2 separate regions of the Mus musculus genome follow, and region 2 is linked to region 1. A link is a loop called in an ENCODE intact Hi-C map of the cell type or tissue named here. Cell type or tissue: left cerebral cortex. All regions are shown on one strand.

Evidence for each region. A loop is a pair of places that touch in the nucleus more often than their neighbours do. Peaks named below come from ENCODE experiments on the same cell type or tissue, not always from the same donor. Only the 100,000 strongest peaks of a DNase experiment are listed, where the experiment ranks them.
Region 2: it touches region 1 in a loop (2.5-fold over the local background); 2 of 42 quality-filtered maps call a loop at or near these places.

The regions. Positions count from the first base shown.
Region 1 is chr10:90,825,237-90,833,236 of GRCm38, reverse strand. All of the region lies in intron 17 of Anks1b (ankyrin repeat and sterile alpha motif domain containing 1B), which reads right to left. Among named protein-coding and RNA genes, the nearest start is that of Apaf1, 250 kb to the left of the region's middle. In left cerebral cortex, no CTCF peak of the experiment used is centred here; DNase peaks (open chromatin) are centred at 2,172, 2,724, 3,637 and 4,213; H3K4me3 peaks cover 4,361 bases; H3K27ac peaks cover 4,020 bases.
Region 2 is chr10:90,962,941-90,970,940 of GRCm38, reverse strand. It overlaps Anks1b (ankyrin repeat and sterile alpha motif domain containing 1B), which reads right to left. Exons shown (of 27, transcript NM_001359241.1): 26 at 4,549-4,716; 27 at 1-1,137. The coding sequence ends at 1,027. Among named protein-coding and RNA genes, the nearest start is that of Apaf1, 120 kb to the left of the region's middle. In left cerebral cortex, a CTCF peak has its summit at 4,087; DNase peaks (open chromatin) are centred at 4,651, 5,114, 5,644, 6,103 and 5 more places; H3K4me3 peaks cover 412 bases; H3K27ac peaks cover 5,290 bases.

The sequences.
Region 1 (8,000 bases):
CCCCCTCTGCTCAGTAAAAATTGAGAGATTTATCAGACAGACATAAAAAAAAATTTTTTTTGAGAACTAATTTCAGATTCTCATCTAAACAAGCCAATAGGCTTTCACTTAAAAAAAAAAAAAAAGAAGAACAAGAAAAGAAAAAGACATGACTCAGCTTAATCATATTTTGACATCTAAAAAAGACAGAAAGAAAGAAAACCACCATGACTTCAACGAGGGACGAGCAGAAGCCAGATGATCAGGTGTGGCTTACCTCTCACAGGGGAATTATAACAAAGGTTAATTTTTACATGAAAATTAGAACCACACAAAAATAGACCTCTGCAGCAATGTTACTGACAGTTACCCGGGAGGATGAGCAGGTCCATGCAAATGTTCTTTCTCAAGCAATTTATTAAATCCATTGCCTATGCTGTCCTTTGAAAACGGCCATTTTCACAGAAACCCCAAGTTAACACAAGAGTAAAGCCATTGCAGCTGAGAAACACTGTTACTCGAAGCAATGTGCATGTGACAATATTTTTTTTTTCCGCCCGGAAGTGTACTTACTGATGCATGCTACAATTAAATCTAACAACAAACACGTATGCTTTGTTGTTGTCACGGTCCACAGAAGGAAGAAAAAAAATAAATAAACAAAAACAAAAACAAAAAAAAAACCCAAACAATCCAGGTAGTGTTACACCTGGATTCTGTGCAAGTGCCTGGTGCCTGTTAATTGCTGATGACCTACAGCAGATCCCAGACTTTGATTGCTGGTAGTGGCACTTGTGGAGGTCACTCTTCCTTCACAGTTATAATAGCCAGTGTGTGGGAACAGAAAACACTTATGGAAGAGCAAATGTTTTACTCATGATCATTAATGATTCTCGCCGAGCGGATCTCCTATTTAATTTTGCCAATTGTTCAATCCTCTCAAGACAGTTTCTGGAATGATGGCTCTACCTAACACCCGTGTGGACACCAACATCTGCTCGGAGACAGGGACCTCAGTGAACTGTACCTGGTCTTCCCATTGATTGTATGAGTGCCCAAAACACAGAATTTCAACTTAGTGTTTGGAGACCGTGTCTGCCTTTCAGAGAGAGAGAAAGCATAAGCATGATTCCAAATGAATAGGACTCAGAATTGAGTATTTAATGAATGGGGAGCTGGAAAACACCTGTGAGCATCTTCAGGAAGACAGCAGCATCATACATGTCTTTCCTGTATGCACTGGCACATGTCTGCATGCTATCCTATATTAGGATACGCAGAGCACTTTAAACAAATACTATTTTAACAAAAGCAGTTCTCTAATCTTTCTCATCAAATGTATTAAAAGCAGCAAACAGACAAGGGAGGCTACCACTGATGACTGTGTATGAATTTGGTTAAACCTGCAAGCTTTGAGACTGTTAATCACCAACTGTTCAGTGATTATTTTAGATTGCTGACCAATGAGTACACTCCTGGTCTTGGAGAAGAACATTACTCAATATTGTGCCTTACTGGATCTGTATTTTTAAACCGTCTTAATGTCAATTTCCACCTGCAAACAGAGGTAAATAGCGGTACTCTCTCTGGTCTCCAGTAGGGAATGCAGCATTATGTAGCAATGTTTTCAATAAGTCAATCTAATTGTCATTGTTGCAAATAATGAGGGAAAAAAAAAAGTATTTGCTTCTAGGAAAAGCACAGAGGTCCACCAAGCAAAGAAAACCAACTCAGGAGAATTAAGTTTGGCAATTAGCAGGTGCAGGGCAAAGCTCCCATCTTCCAATAGCGATATGACGGATCTGTACTTCCCCCTCCCCCCACACACATTGTGTTTCTCCTGCATTGTGAAGTTGGGCTTGTGTTTGTCTTAAGCATTGCCCAGACCACCAGTTAGCATACATCTGATTTAATTTCATTTGTAAGTCTTACTCCTTCCTGCCCCCTGGGCCCCCCACACCTCAGCCCAAGAGGATCCCTGCCCCGCACCAAGCAGTTCTCAGGACTAGGTCCGACAAGACAGAACCGAACACTTCATAAGAAAGCCCTTTGCGGTGGCTCAACGCCAGCACTAGTCACTGCAGCCCATTTTGTCACAGAACCGTCAACACTATGGACTCAAATAACCCAGACACTACTGGCATCTCGTCGCACAATCTCATCTGCAGAATACAAGAACAAGCTTTGGAAGGAACCGCTGGGGTTTTCCCAATCGCTCCTCTCTTCCATTAGGCTGGGAACTTCGGGGGAGGGGACCTACCTTAATTAAAGACTCCTAGAGAGAAGAGCATAGGTCCTTTGCCAACTCGTGCCAACATTTAGATGCGTTTTATCCTGGACTCCAGGGCTCCATGCTGTGGTATCATTACTATGTCCCACAGTCTGTCTTCCCAGAAGCAATTTTTCCATACAGCCAGCATCGGAATACTGGTAAGTGTTTAAGAACAGTTAAGGGCCCCGAGGTTCATTTGCTTTCAGCCCTGTGCACATATGCAGGAATTTTCACCCTCAAACTAACATCTCAGTGTTCAGGAAGGAAAACCAACTGCGGTGATCTAGCCTTCCTGGCCAAGCGCTGAAAATGCAAGGCTTTCCCGAGCCTCCCATTTGTTTGAGGGACTCGGTGTTTATAAACGGCGGATTTTCTTGGGGAAATAAATGAACAGATAAATAAGCGGCAGTGCCAGCCTTCTTATAAAAAGAAGCCCTTGACGGGCTTGGGCAACTTTCAGCCTGGAGTAAGTTACAAGCACAGAATTTTGGGTTTTAATGGAAATGCTGACCCGACCTTCCTGAAAGCAGTAAACTGCAGTCTCTGCTGCTCCGTTGCTGATCTCCAAGGCGTAGCTTGGAGGGTCCATGCCCACCTCCCTCTCGGACTGACCAACGTGTACACACACACACACACACACACACACACACACACACACAAACACACACACACACACGGAGAGACAGCAAGCTCATTTCATTGCCGACCCGGCTGGCCGCTTTTTCTGCTACTGAGTCCAGGAGACTCAAAACACACCTGACAATCTCATGGTATTTTTTTGTTTTTGTTGTTGTTTGTTTTTTGTTTCTAAACAACGAAGACAAATGACCTTTGTAAAAGACAGGCTCCTGAAAGTCAAACCATTCGGAAAGATGCCCGGCACTTTACCTTTTCAAACTCCTCAGAACCCCAAGGTTGAGGAAAAGGAAATGGAGAATAAGCCCAGCTCCGGATGGTAATGGGGGAAAAACAAACAAATAACCAATAACCAAAACGGGTTACAAAAAGAAAAAGAAAAGAAAAAGGAAAAAAAAGAAAAGAAACCCCCACACAGTAGAGACCGCTAGCCAAGGCTGCCACAAACGCCCCGCAAACCGTCTCCGCAGCCCTTCGCGGCTTTCCTGCCGGACGCCCTCGGCTTCTGCCCCGGCTGCAGCCGCACTTCTCAGAGGCGCATCTTCGCCAGCGGGGGCCACGCACGGGGGGCGGGAGGGGGGGGGGAGGGAAGAAACCGAACCTTGCTCGTTCGCTCGCTCGCTCGCCCGCCCGCGCTGCCCGCCCGCCGCCGCCGCGCGCGCCACTCACCCTAGCCGCGCGCCACTAGCGGCGGCTGTGGGCTGGCCGGGATCCGGGATCCGAGAGGGCTGCCGGGCTCCCGCCCCGAGGACGCGGACGCGCGGCTCACGCCTCTTGCCGCCCCTTAGCCGTCGCCTCTAAGCATCTTCCCCCTCCTCCCCGCAGAGCCCCCTCCAGTGAACGTGAGCAAGCGAGGGAGAGGAGGGAGCGCGCCGGCGAGGGTGGTGGGAGAGGCGCCGGATCCCCACGAGCTCCGGGGACCGGCGCGCTCACCACCCCCCCGCCCCTTCCACGCCGCGCGCCCCCGCCCCCCCCCCCCCGCCGCGCGCCCTCGCTAGTGCTCTGGTTCCTCGCGGCGCGCGCCAGCAGCGCGGGCGGCAGCGCATCCTCGCCCCCCGCCACTCCGTCCGCCCCCCTGGCGGCGTCTCCTGGCAGCGGGCGGCGCTCTCCATTGTTCTGCGGCCGCGGAGGGCGTGGGCAGTGGGAGGTGTCCGTGCCTGGGCCGCCCAGGCTTACCGTTGCGGTCCCGCCGAACGGGGCGCCGGGCCGCGGGGTGCCTAGCTGGGCCGGCTGGCGCGCGCGGGGGCTCGGTGCTCCCGCTCGCCCGCGCTCCGCGCCCCTAGCATCCTCGGTTACTATGGATATCTTGCGCCTCCGCCGCCCCCTTCTTGCGCTTGGAGACACCGCTGGGGCGGCAGCTCCGCCGGCGCCCAGGTGACCACCAACTAGCTCGGTGGCGGCAGCAGGGATGGCAAGAGCCACGGTCACTACGGCTGGCTGTCACTGCCCTGGGGATGAGGTGGTAGTGGACTGGAGGGGGTGAAGGCGGGTCCTGCTTCACTCGAGGCCACTCCAGTGTTTCCTCCCACTAAGCAAGCTGCTTTGTGTTTGCACCACAGAAGCCACCCGCAGTGTAAAACTCAACTTGTGTGGATCTGGGCCATCCTGTGTGACTTGGGTTCCTGCAGCGTTTGCCGACCTAACCTTGGCTCAGTAGATTAAAGGGTCTCAGTTAAGATTTGATAAGGCTCAAATCATCTGCCCTCCTCCGTTTCCACCAGTAATAGTTGGTAACTACTACCAACATCTGTAGAAATGTTTACTTTGGCCAAGGCTTTTTTTTCAAAATTATGCCAATTAAAGGAAGTGTTCCTGTAACTGATCTTAAACAAGACTTTGCTATTTTGAAAATCCCAGGATGGGTTTCCTTAACATAAATAAACAGAAATCATTTTGTCTTAGCCTGCACAATGCTATACTGGTCCCATGGACAGCACATCTGCCAACCCATACATCTTGGTCCTCAGGTTCTTCAACGTTGCATCTGCAAGTGTTTTAAGTTGCCCACATAGGCTCCTGTGGGAGCCACAGAGTCTCAGAGAAGAGCTGAGGTCTGGTGGCAAAATAAACATCACCTCAGGATCTCTGTAAAAATTCTAACAGAATATTTAAGGGAATGGCTAACATGATAAATCCCTAACAGTATGTGTGCAGGGCGATCCACTTTATTTATTGCTTCAAAGCCAAGGCAAGCAAAGGTCCTGGTCAGGTGCAAAAACTCAAAAGACTGAAACAAAAATGCAACGCGCTTCTTGTAAGAGGTAAGTTTAGTGAGCACCTACAATTCCCCAGAGATCTGTGTATCCTTCCTTTCATCCTCACAACCCTGTGACTTAGGTCTTGTCATTACTCAAAAGGGTGATGTAGCCAGTTCTTTCAGCAACACCAGACACTGTTTCTTGTCTGCTGCTATGTCACTGCCTACTTCTGTGGGATTCACATAGTTCCCAGGGTTCGTCTATTACCAACACGCAGGCCCCGGGACATAAAGCTGGGCATTCCAGGCGTGTGAACTAGGGGCATCTAATCATATGAAATTCAGACATATTCCCGTTTGCATCAGGAAAGAAAGTTCCCGAAACCCCCAGCACTGGGGAGTAAATAGGGACAGGCCCTGATGCACTCTGTATGGCAGAGCTACACCAACGCCCCAAAGCTTCTGCTTCTACATCTTACACAGGTAAAGAAAGAATCAGCCTGCATGCTATCTGTACTCTAATGAACGGCACCTGAATGTTGGGAGGAGAGGAGGGGAGAGGCGGGGGCATGTTTTGGGTAGCTTCTTTTGAGATTAGCAAACTCTCAGTGGCTTTGAAGGTAGGTCATTCCCTTCAGTTTTCCATTCTGGAGCTCAGATACCTGTGTGCTGAGGTAAATGTGTCTTCTTGGTTTTGCAGTCACGGAAATGACTGAGGAATAGTATTTGCCAGAGTACTGCTCTCTTGTGGATATTATTTTCAGGTTCTCGATATAGGGCAATCTAGAGCTACCATCTGCTAGGAATAAACTGCAGGCTATTTAGGAGGGATGTGAACTATTGTGTCCCCCCCCTCCCACCCCAACCCCTGAGTTGAGTGCTCTGCACTCTGGAAACATTTGAGACCTCTAGGTCATTTTATGACTGCGCCACCTCTAGAGAATGAATGAAAACTTAATTCCCTGTCAGCCTTTGTGCCAGCAGGTGGAAACCAAGCTGAAAGGCAGCCAGACGGGGAAGTTGCTGTCCATGGTGGCCATTTACCGGGTCTATTCAGTAGGACTACTGAATTCACATCCTGAATGCTAGATGTCTGTGAATTAACTTCAGCACAATACTAATGGAATTTGGTAGGAACCTCCAGGTATGCACACTAAAATATAAAGGTATGGAGCAGGGGGTGGCTAGAGATGGCTCAGCAGTTATGACAGCGCTCGCTGCTCTCACAGAGGACAGAGATTTGGTTCCCAGCACTCGAGCGGTGCCTCACAGCTGTGTGTAACTCCAGATCCAGGGCATTTGATGCTGTTTTTCTGGCCTCTGGCCTCTGGCCTCTTCGGGCACCAGGCATTCATTTGGTGCATATGTGTATATGCACACAAGGCAAAGCACTCATACACATGAAATAAAAAAATATAAATATCAACATATTCCTTTACTACTTGAGGGGAAATATTAAATAATTCACAGAAGAAAAGATGTTTTGCTCTAAACTCAAATAGATCCTACTCGTTGAAGTTTTGGAAATTTTTATATTCCAGAAAAGCTTCAAGATATGAGCCCTAGGTCCCAAAGCCCAGAGAGGCCAAGTCTCTTGACTAAGGAAAATCCTTACTGTAGGCAGCACAAAACCACAGACCTTATCACTTGTCACAGACACTTGTTATGGTATTATGATACTCCAAGGAAACTCAGTGTCAGAATTCCTTCTGTCATTTTTTCCCCTGCTAAAAAGTCATTCAACTTCTTGTTTATGTCATTTGAAATTTGGAGACTATAAAGCCTCATGTTCCTCACTTTTAAAATATTCTAGGCTTTTAAGTAGTATAGTGTTCCTTGCAAAATGATTCAATTTAGGAAGAAAAAAGAAACCCTCATGATACTAAAACTCAGCCTGTGAGTCTCCTTAGAGGAAAACATGGCAGTTGCTTCAATATAGTTCATCAACATGACCTTCTCAACATAAACTGATTATTTAAGAGCAGTCAGTTTCTATCAGACAGACTAACATTAGAGATGTTAACGTCCTAAATTCTTTCTTCGTGTTAAAAAGTTACCCAGAGGACCAAATAGATGACTCTAGAGCTTGTGATAATTTTTCCAAGAAACGTATAAAACATTGATCTGAGGTGCCTTTGTAGACATTTAGAGGAACAATGTCTAATACCGTATGTATTTGGTGGTAGCAGACTGCACAGTTTGACACCAAAATGTGGAATTGTATGTGTGGATTCAAGTAAGGGGTATTCCACTTAAACGCTCTGTGATCCGACACACTCTACCTAACTTGTCTGAGCCTCGCCATTCCAATTTGTAAGATGGATGTGACAATAATGGAAGCTACCTCACAGAGCAGTAGCTACAAGGAAAGGAAAGTAATTATGTGTAATGGTCTTTTTGGTGTGGTAACTTGGCTGGCTGAAAATTCCCAGTTATTTAAACACTAGCATAGACACTGCAGAGGTGTTTCATAGATTGTAATTAAAGTCCATTGACTTTAAGGAGACCATCTCAGATTATCTGACTCAATCAGAACTCTAAAGGCAGAACTGGAGATACCCCAAAGAAGGAATGGAACTATTGGAACCTGTTCCCAAGAGTTTAGTACCCTTTCTGACTGCCCTGTTCTAGACTTCAGACTTACCTGGTGAGCCCTCTTCACATAAGTGGACCCTTTGCAATATGTCTCTTAGAATAAGTATCCCACTGGACTATTTTCTGATTGGACCCTAATTGAGACACCACAAATGGTTAAAAAAAAAAGTAACGAAAGTGTCTACAATAAAAGAAAAACTGGAAAAATTAGCTAAATTAATTCCTTTTTTAAAATTTTACTAAGCATTTCTCACAGTACTGAGTTGAGTTTTGTTTATTTTTTTTTTAATTTTTATTTTTTAGGTAGCTCAATGGTTAAGA
Region 2 (8,000 bases), 140 kb before region 1:
GTTCTCAAACAAGGTTTCCTTGACAGAAATCTTGGCAGCAGGAGCCCTAGCTTTTATTATTTTTTTATTTTTTGTTAAACATGTTCTTTAAAACACCCCAAAGGCTAAACAAAACAAAACAAAACAACCCCAAATAAACCACTTATGCAGGCTACAGCTGAGTCAGCACTTTGAGTCACCCGAAGCACTAGCCTGTTCTGCTCCTGAGGCAAAGGGCATCAGGGCTTCACCCTGACAGAGCCAGGACCTCAGGGCAAGTAGCAGTAGGAATGTAGTCATTTGAAACGAAACCAGAAACATCCCGCACAACAAACCTAGTTTTCTTATGAATGCATTAATGAAACATTCTTTTTAATAAAAATATTTAATACAAGACACATTTTTTTCTGTGCATAATAAATTCCTCTGTTTTAAATCACTTTTTAAATTTTTTGAATCATTCAATAAAGGTTTCCTTTATCTGACATAGTTGATTACTATAAAATCCACAAATATAGAAATCGAGTGTGTGGGGGGGGACAGAACTTCCTGGTGAGGGTTGCTTTGTCTTTTTGCATGGAATTGTACTCAATGATACAATGACTTTACAGGTACTTTGGGGGTGGGGTAGTACTGGTCTGACTTTCCCTTCAAAACGGCTGACCTGACCGTGAAAACTTAAACCCAAGCTGTTTAGACTTTCAGGCAGTACTGGAGACCCTCCCTCTCCCCACCCTCTCACTTTTAAAAAGGTATTCTCCCCCCAACTAAAGCAAAGCAAGTACGGGGCAGTTGAGCAGTACCTCAGAGGAGGCGGTGGTAGCGGAGTTGGGGCGCCCCGCGCAGCCCCCCTCGCGCCTCTAAGGGGCGTCAAAGTCTCGCTGGCAGAAGGCTCCCTAGGGATGGCCGTCGCCCTTCCGCCCGTGACGAGGCCACGCGAGCTGGAGCAGTCTTCCTCCCGGGGCGGGTGGACACGGAGGCGCGAAGGAGAGCCTGCTGCGGGGACTGCTGGGCGAGCAAGGCACCGCGAGGACGGGGCGGCGGGTATCAGAAAATCGTGGTTTCATACTTGGTATTAATGCCCCTCTTGGCTTCTTGCCCCGGCTCCACAATCCACGGCAGATTGGCCAGAGTCTTTTGCTCAGAAGGGTCGATCTGCTTTAAAACAGAAAGGCTGATGCCCGTTATCCGGCAGCTGGGCGGCGGCGCGGCCGCGTGGGCGCCGCTGGAACCCCACCTCGGGCCCCGCTCGCCCAGCCGCGCTGCGGGGCGGCCCCGGCGGCGTCCGCGCTTTCGCACCTGTACTGCACAGCGACTCTGCAGGGGCCTGCAAGGGTGACGCGAGTGAGACCTGGCCCCGCCCCCGGGGCGCAGAGGCAGGGGAGCAGCGGTGGTTCCCAACACCCCAATATCGGGGTCCGGAAAGAACCCTACGTCCTCCGAGGACATTGCAGCGCCCCGCTCACTTGCCTGAGGCCTCTCTGAGCTCCAGCCATGCCGCCCTGGGGATGGCCCTCGGGCACCCATCCGTGCAGTGAGGCCTCTGCTCTCTCCCGGTTGCCTCCTAGCCAGTGTGGTCCAGGTCTTGGCTTCAACACCACTTCCTATCCTAGAAGCTGTATTCCCCACACCCTCTACAAAATGGCACCTCAACCTTTTAGCTCCCCCCTTCCTGACACAGACACATACCACCTGTCTACTCCCTCTTCCACAACGGATGCCCCGCAAAGGTGGGGGTTTTGTTAACTTTATTGCTATTTTCTCCAAACCTGGGAAAGCTCTTAGTGGCTCAATGCAAGGCAGGCATGCAATAAATATTTGTCAATAAATGCTGTTCAGACAATGAGTGCTCGGCCTGGATAAGAAAGGTACTGGAGTGGACAAAACGCAGGTACAGATTCCGGAGGGAGGGCAAAGTGGCCGAGAGGGATGTACCCCAGACAGAGGGAGGGAAGAGGCCAGCAAGGGCCTGTCAGGCTGCGCCTTGGCGGACTCTGTCCTGGGTTCAGATAAAGCCAAGCATGTCATTCCCTGGGCAGCAGCTAAAGTCTGAGCTCTGATGGGCCTCAGTTAAGCTCTTTCCCCAATGGCTTGCTCATCCCTTGGCCATCATCTACTTGGCTCTGTAAACGGGGGCCAAGGAGTTTCTGGAAGGCCTGCTCAGACTTCCTCTATCAGCTTTTTAACCTCCTGGAGGCTGCAGGGCCTGAGCCTATGTGCCTATCAGGCTGCCTTCTGCCATGGTTTCCCTTGTGCCTTCATAGGACGAGGGAAGAAGGACTTTTAGAAAGAGCACTGTGTGTGTCCTGAGAGTAAACCACTGGAGCTGAGGAGATGGGAATTCTGAAGCCTGGTGAGGGCCTGCATCCAGAGCCAGGTAGACTGGGTACTCTCCTGTTTCCCAGAGAGGGTGTCTAGATGAATATTCTATGAGCCCTTACGGCATCAAAGTCTTAGTGCTCCTCTGGAAGGAGTCTGCGTGGACCGCAGTACAGCTGGAAGGACGTGCGTGCTGTGAACAGACTCATCCAGCCCACACGAGAAGGAATAGAGTAGTCTAAGCAACAATCCCCACAAACATGCTGTGCATTCCTGGACTCAGAAGCTTAATAATCGCACTCAGAGACACATTCGTTAAGTCCACCCTCACCACCTCGTGTCTCTGACCGCAGGTTTGTAGTGAGTGCTGCTATGGCCCTGGGGTGACAGCATGCCAGTGTATTTCATGGAGTAGATATTTTTGTGCAGGAAGAGAGACAACAGAAAGCTCAGTCAACACTACGCGGAATGAAGAGGGCCTACAAGGTGACCAGGCAACTACCCTGGTTAGGAAAAGCTTCGTGCAGCTAAAACCTGAATGGTACCATGGGGCCGTGCAGAATTCGGGGGTCAGGGGAGGTGGAAGAGAGCAATCATGGGAGACATAGAGTCTCCAGTGGGACTGAGCAGTGTACTCGAGGAGTGGAAGGCCTAGGCATCACCACGTGTGATCAGAGATTAGGTTTGGGTATTTTTAGGGTGCCATGGTTTTTGCTGTATGAAAAAAGGGAGTCACTGGGAAGGTGTGCACTGGCCTTGGATTAGGGGGGTGATGGAGGAAGTAGAAGAGGAGTGGGCAGACTGGAGGTGTGTTCGAGGGGAGCAAAGATTGATCTCTGCTCATGGGCTGGATGTGGAGGTACAAGTACAACAGCAATCAAGGTGACTTGGGGACTTTGGTGACAAGCAGCATGGTGAAGTGTTGTGTCATTTGCTGGGCTGGGGACAGAAGGGGGTAGAGAAGCAAGGATTTATAGTGGCTAAACTTGAAAGTGGAGATGCTTAGAAACAAACTGGACAGACATTTCTAGGGTTCTGGGGTGTGTCAAGGACTGGGGAATAGAGAGCAGGGGGCATGGGCTGGGTAGGTGCTGAGGCAGGAGGGTCCGGGATAGGAGTGTAGCATGGGATTTGAGAGGTGCAGCAGCCACTGGTAATGACCAATCAGCGGAGGCCTTCTGGGATGCAGGAGGACACAATGGACTCTCAGGGACTCGGAGAGGCCGGATGCTGAGGGATCATCCCGTGGGTGGTGAGGTGACCAAGAGCAGAGACAGGAGAGGGGGAGGGGCCCCAAAGGTGTGATCCACAGAAGCCACATCATCCCGAGGAAGGAACCTCTCTTTGGAGGTTAAAAATGTCTATTTTTCTCATGACACGGACGGAGGCTGAGAGCTGATGGGAGGAGGAGGAGGAGGAGAAGGCAGCAGATGGAAAGATTGCGGGATGAGGGGGGGCAACGCATTCTGGGGGCCTGCCCGGTGCCAATCCCAGAGAGTCTAGGATGCGGGATGGATGCTGGAACAGAGAGCAGATGGGGAGCTGGCTGGGAGCCTTCCAGCTTTGGGGTGTTGCTACTACCAGAGGCGGCCGCTTTGAAGTCATACCAGCCTGTTGGGACAGGATGTCTGCGGAGCCTGTGGGAGGGAGGGAAGGGAGGAAGTTCCTGGAGGGAGGCAGATGACAGGGAGGAGGGGGGTACCACCTTCTAACAGTTACTAGGCTGTGGAGAGCTTCAGCTGTCCAGAGGGAAGGCACACAGGCTGTGGCTCAGGCATCTCGAGGCTGAGGATGCCGTGGTCTCCTGAAAGGCAAGCTGTGGTATCTAGCTTTGGCCAGGAGGGTACCAGGGTACCGTCACCTTGAGCCTCTGCACATCTCTCTGGAGGGCAGAGGCTTGCCCCCTGATTGAGTGGTAGGCGAGGCCTCAGAGAAGGCTGCCTCCACACTTTCCTAGGCCTTCTGGTGAGCTGGGTCAAAACCAGAAGCAGCAGCTAGCCATCCAAGCTCTCAAAAGGCTATTGCTAGAGGTGGCAGAGAAAAACGTGGTTTTCTCTGTTACCTTTGGGCTCTGGGGAAAGGATTCTTTGAGCCTGCGGGAATGATGGTCACATGCCAGCAGGAGACCACAGGAAAGGACAGGGGAAGGCAGGCTGGATTCTAAAGGCCTCCCCCTCACTGCACCAGGTCCTCTTTGAATCCCCCTTCCCTCTGGTTGCAGGCTTAAAGATGTCTCTGTCTTGTACTTACCACTGACTTCCGAATGCTAACTCGGGGCTTTGGGATGGGTTTCGAGGGCTTGTTCTCAAAGCTTTCTGGGAGTGTGGAGGAATGGCCCCCTTTTCTTGCTTGTAGGGCTAGTTGGTAAGCGACCTCAAATGCCTGTCCCAGCGTCAGGATGATTTCATAGGCTAAATTCTGCAAGAGCAAACAGACAAGACAAGAAGAACATTTACTAGAGGCACACAAAGGGTCAGAGTGAGTGGATAGCTGAGGAGCAGCGTGGACCTTGAACTGCCCCACCGGCAGCGGCAGTGACTCAGGGGAAGTCTGTTAGAACAAAGCACTCTGGACGCTAGTCACTGAGGTAGCATCCTTGGAGCCAGGCTGCCAGACCTCCTCCCCCATTAATTCCTTATAAGCAGAGCCCTCATGCAGCCCACCAGCCCCGGGTGCTCCTCCAGGTGCAGCTCGCTTGTGGGTGGCTTCTTTGCTCATGAGACTTGGATGGGGGGAAGGGGTTTGTAGCAGTGATCCCACACGCTCCATGGGAGGTGTTCTTGAGAACTTTGGGTCTTTTTTACCTCAAACATCTGTGATTCAGTGAATATATACGAAGCACAATCAGAATCTAATTTAGGCCGGGGGTAGAGGCATTAGTCATGCTGGTGTGGCGTCTCACAGTTGCAGCAGCGAGCATGCAAACATTGTTCAAATAGAGCTAATTATCCGTCTATTTCTTGAGGTTTTTTTGCACTCCCCAAGGGTTCACGCTCTATATTTTATCATCAAATCACCAAGAGACGAGAGTTTGTCAGGGCAGGATACCATACCAAACCTCTCCTGGGACGTACGTCCTCTGCACAGAGCAGTTCTCCCAGGGTTGTTCCCGCCTTTCTTCACATACTTATTTTTTGACTTCAGCTTTCTCTCCCACACGCAGCTTCCCCTTCTCTTCTCCCACAGGGACAACATGACATTAGCCCACTGGAAGGTGGGATCGGAGCCACAACATCCTTACGCCAGAAAGCATCATAGAGGTGGGTGCCTACTGGTCTATCCAGAATGACCCTGGGGTTGAACCTGTGGCTTCATGCGTGCTTAGCAAATGCTCTACATTGAGCCACAGTCTCAGCCCGAGGATGCTCTCAGTGCTACTATACAGGCTAAGAACAGCCTACCGTGACCATCCCTACCGTCTCTCTCTATGGTTTCTTTCAAAAATGCAGGTAGCACTCTGCTTCTGCTGAAAGTACACCATGTCTTCCTGTTCTTATTACCCCCCACTCCTTCCCAGCATGCTTTGAGAAATGTTAGGGACTCTGTTGCCCTCAGCACTCAGTGAGGATGGACTACATGAGGTGGACTCTTCCATGGGGAAGAGTCTCACCAAGTCTGGACCAACTGGACTTTATGTCAAAGTCCTATCAAGTGTCCTTGTCTCAGACTCAAGCCGGGCAATGTCTATGATCTTGAGAGCTGGTGGGACAGTCAATCTCTGTGCTCCTCTCAGACACACATTCGATTCTGTCATCCCGTCCCTTGCACAGCCAGGCCATGCACTTCCCTGCAGTGAACACTAAGCCATGTTTATTTCCACAGCTGAGTCAGACGAGTAAATTAACAACTCACCAACAAATGATAGTGGGGGAGCACTGGGAGGCAGCTCTGACCATCACTGTACAAAGAGGGCTGAGCCCTTTCCTCTGCCTACTACTCTCTGCCTACACTGTGCACACGTCATTCATTGGCAGCTTTGCCTCAGGGCAGGAGGGGGGCCGGGGTGGGGTGGGGAGGGTGGGAGGGAGGTGGGGTCAGGACGGGGATGGGGGCGGGGTCTGTAGAAGTCCAACGGGGCTTCTGACTTCCCTGGTGTCTGTTGTGAAGCTAACAGGCAGCCTCTGCACGAAGGAGCAGTGAGCTTAGGGTGCAGATTCCTTCAGCACTAGCCTCAGACAAATTTCCTGCGTGTGAGAGCTTTGTGAGACTACAGGGTCTTCACGTGGAGGTCAGAGCTGCTCCTCTGAGTGGCTGAGGCTTTCAAATGGTTACTATGGGTTACTTTGGGAAACTAAAAGTTTCTGTATGATACGAAGTTAGATGTTTTGTCCTCTTTTGAAATGAGTGACTGGTATTAGAAAAGTCCCCAAGGAAGAAAGGGAGACCAGACCACTCAGCCCCCAACTGGCTTTGAACTTGTGGCAGTCATCCTGCCTCAGCCTTCCCAGAGCTGGGATGACAGGTGTCTTGCTTCTCTCTTCTCTTCTCTCTGTCTTTGCCTCTGTCTCACTCTCCCTTCCTCCCTCTCTCCCTCTTCTTTCCCCTCCCCCTTCTCTGAGACAGGGTTTCTCTGTGTATCCTGCCCCCCCCCCCCCATGTTCTAGACCTAGGTCTGTAGACCAGGCTGACCTCAAACTCACAGAGATCTGCCTGCCTTTGCTTCCCAAGTGCTGGGATTAAAGGTGTGCACACTAGCACATCGTTCTGTTCTTTTTTTTTTTTTTTTTTTTTTTTTTTTTTTTTTAATTTTAAAAACAGAATGCCTTAGAGTGTTTTTCTTTTCTTTTGTGATTTGGGAAGACCTGGATGTTGTTACCTTTCTGTCTTTTCTGTGGCCTTAATGTTTTAAACACGAATGCTGGATGGGAGGAAGGGAGTGGCTCCTGGGCACTGAGACCTGCAGTGAGGGCTGCACTGTTTGTCTCAGGGTACCAGGACCCAGCAGGGAACAGGTGCTGTCACAGAGGACCTGAGGGCATTCCATCAATCTTCCCTCCATCCCTCTCTTCCTTCTTGCTTTCTACCTCCTTCCTCTCTCTCTTCTCTTCTCTCCTCCCTCCCTCTCTTCTCTTCTCTCCTCCCTCCCTCCCTCCCTCCCTCCCTCCCTCCCTCCCTCCCTCCCTCCCTCCCTCCCTCCCTTCCTTCCTTCCTCTCTTCTTTTCCTCCAGGGATGGAACCCAGGGCCCTAAGCAGGCAGATGCTCCTACCGTGGAGCCACACCGTCACCCTGACCGAGCACACATGATCCAGTGTATTTGCTGCAGGATCATTCTGCCTGCCTCTGCTGTTGTGTCACCCCCACTATGCACAATGCAAGGAGAATTGTTCTCCCCAGAGCTGGACACTGTAAGGCCAACATAGAAAACCATATTGTAGCAGGACTTAATTACACATTAAGTATATTCATTATATTAATACACTAATTACCATGAGTAATGTGAGGGCAATTTTACTGTTGTACAGATGGGAGGAGTCCCACAGCCTCTGCCTGGCCCTATTGTAGCACTTGCTTCGGGAGTCAGTACTGTGTGACCACTCTGAGACCACTATGCTTAGAGATGATGCTGAGAGAGCCAGGTGGTGGTGCTGCCTACTAAGGACTGAGGCTGGTCCAGTCCAGTCACCTCACATTTCCCAGGCTAGCCCTTAGATGTAGGCTTTACAGTGCCATCCAGCATGAAGTACATGGAGGAACCTCAAGG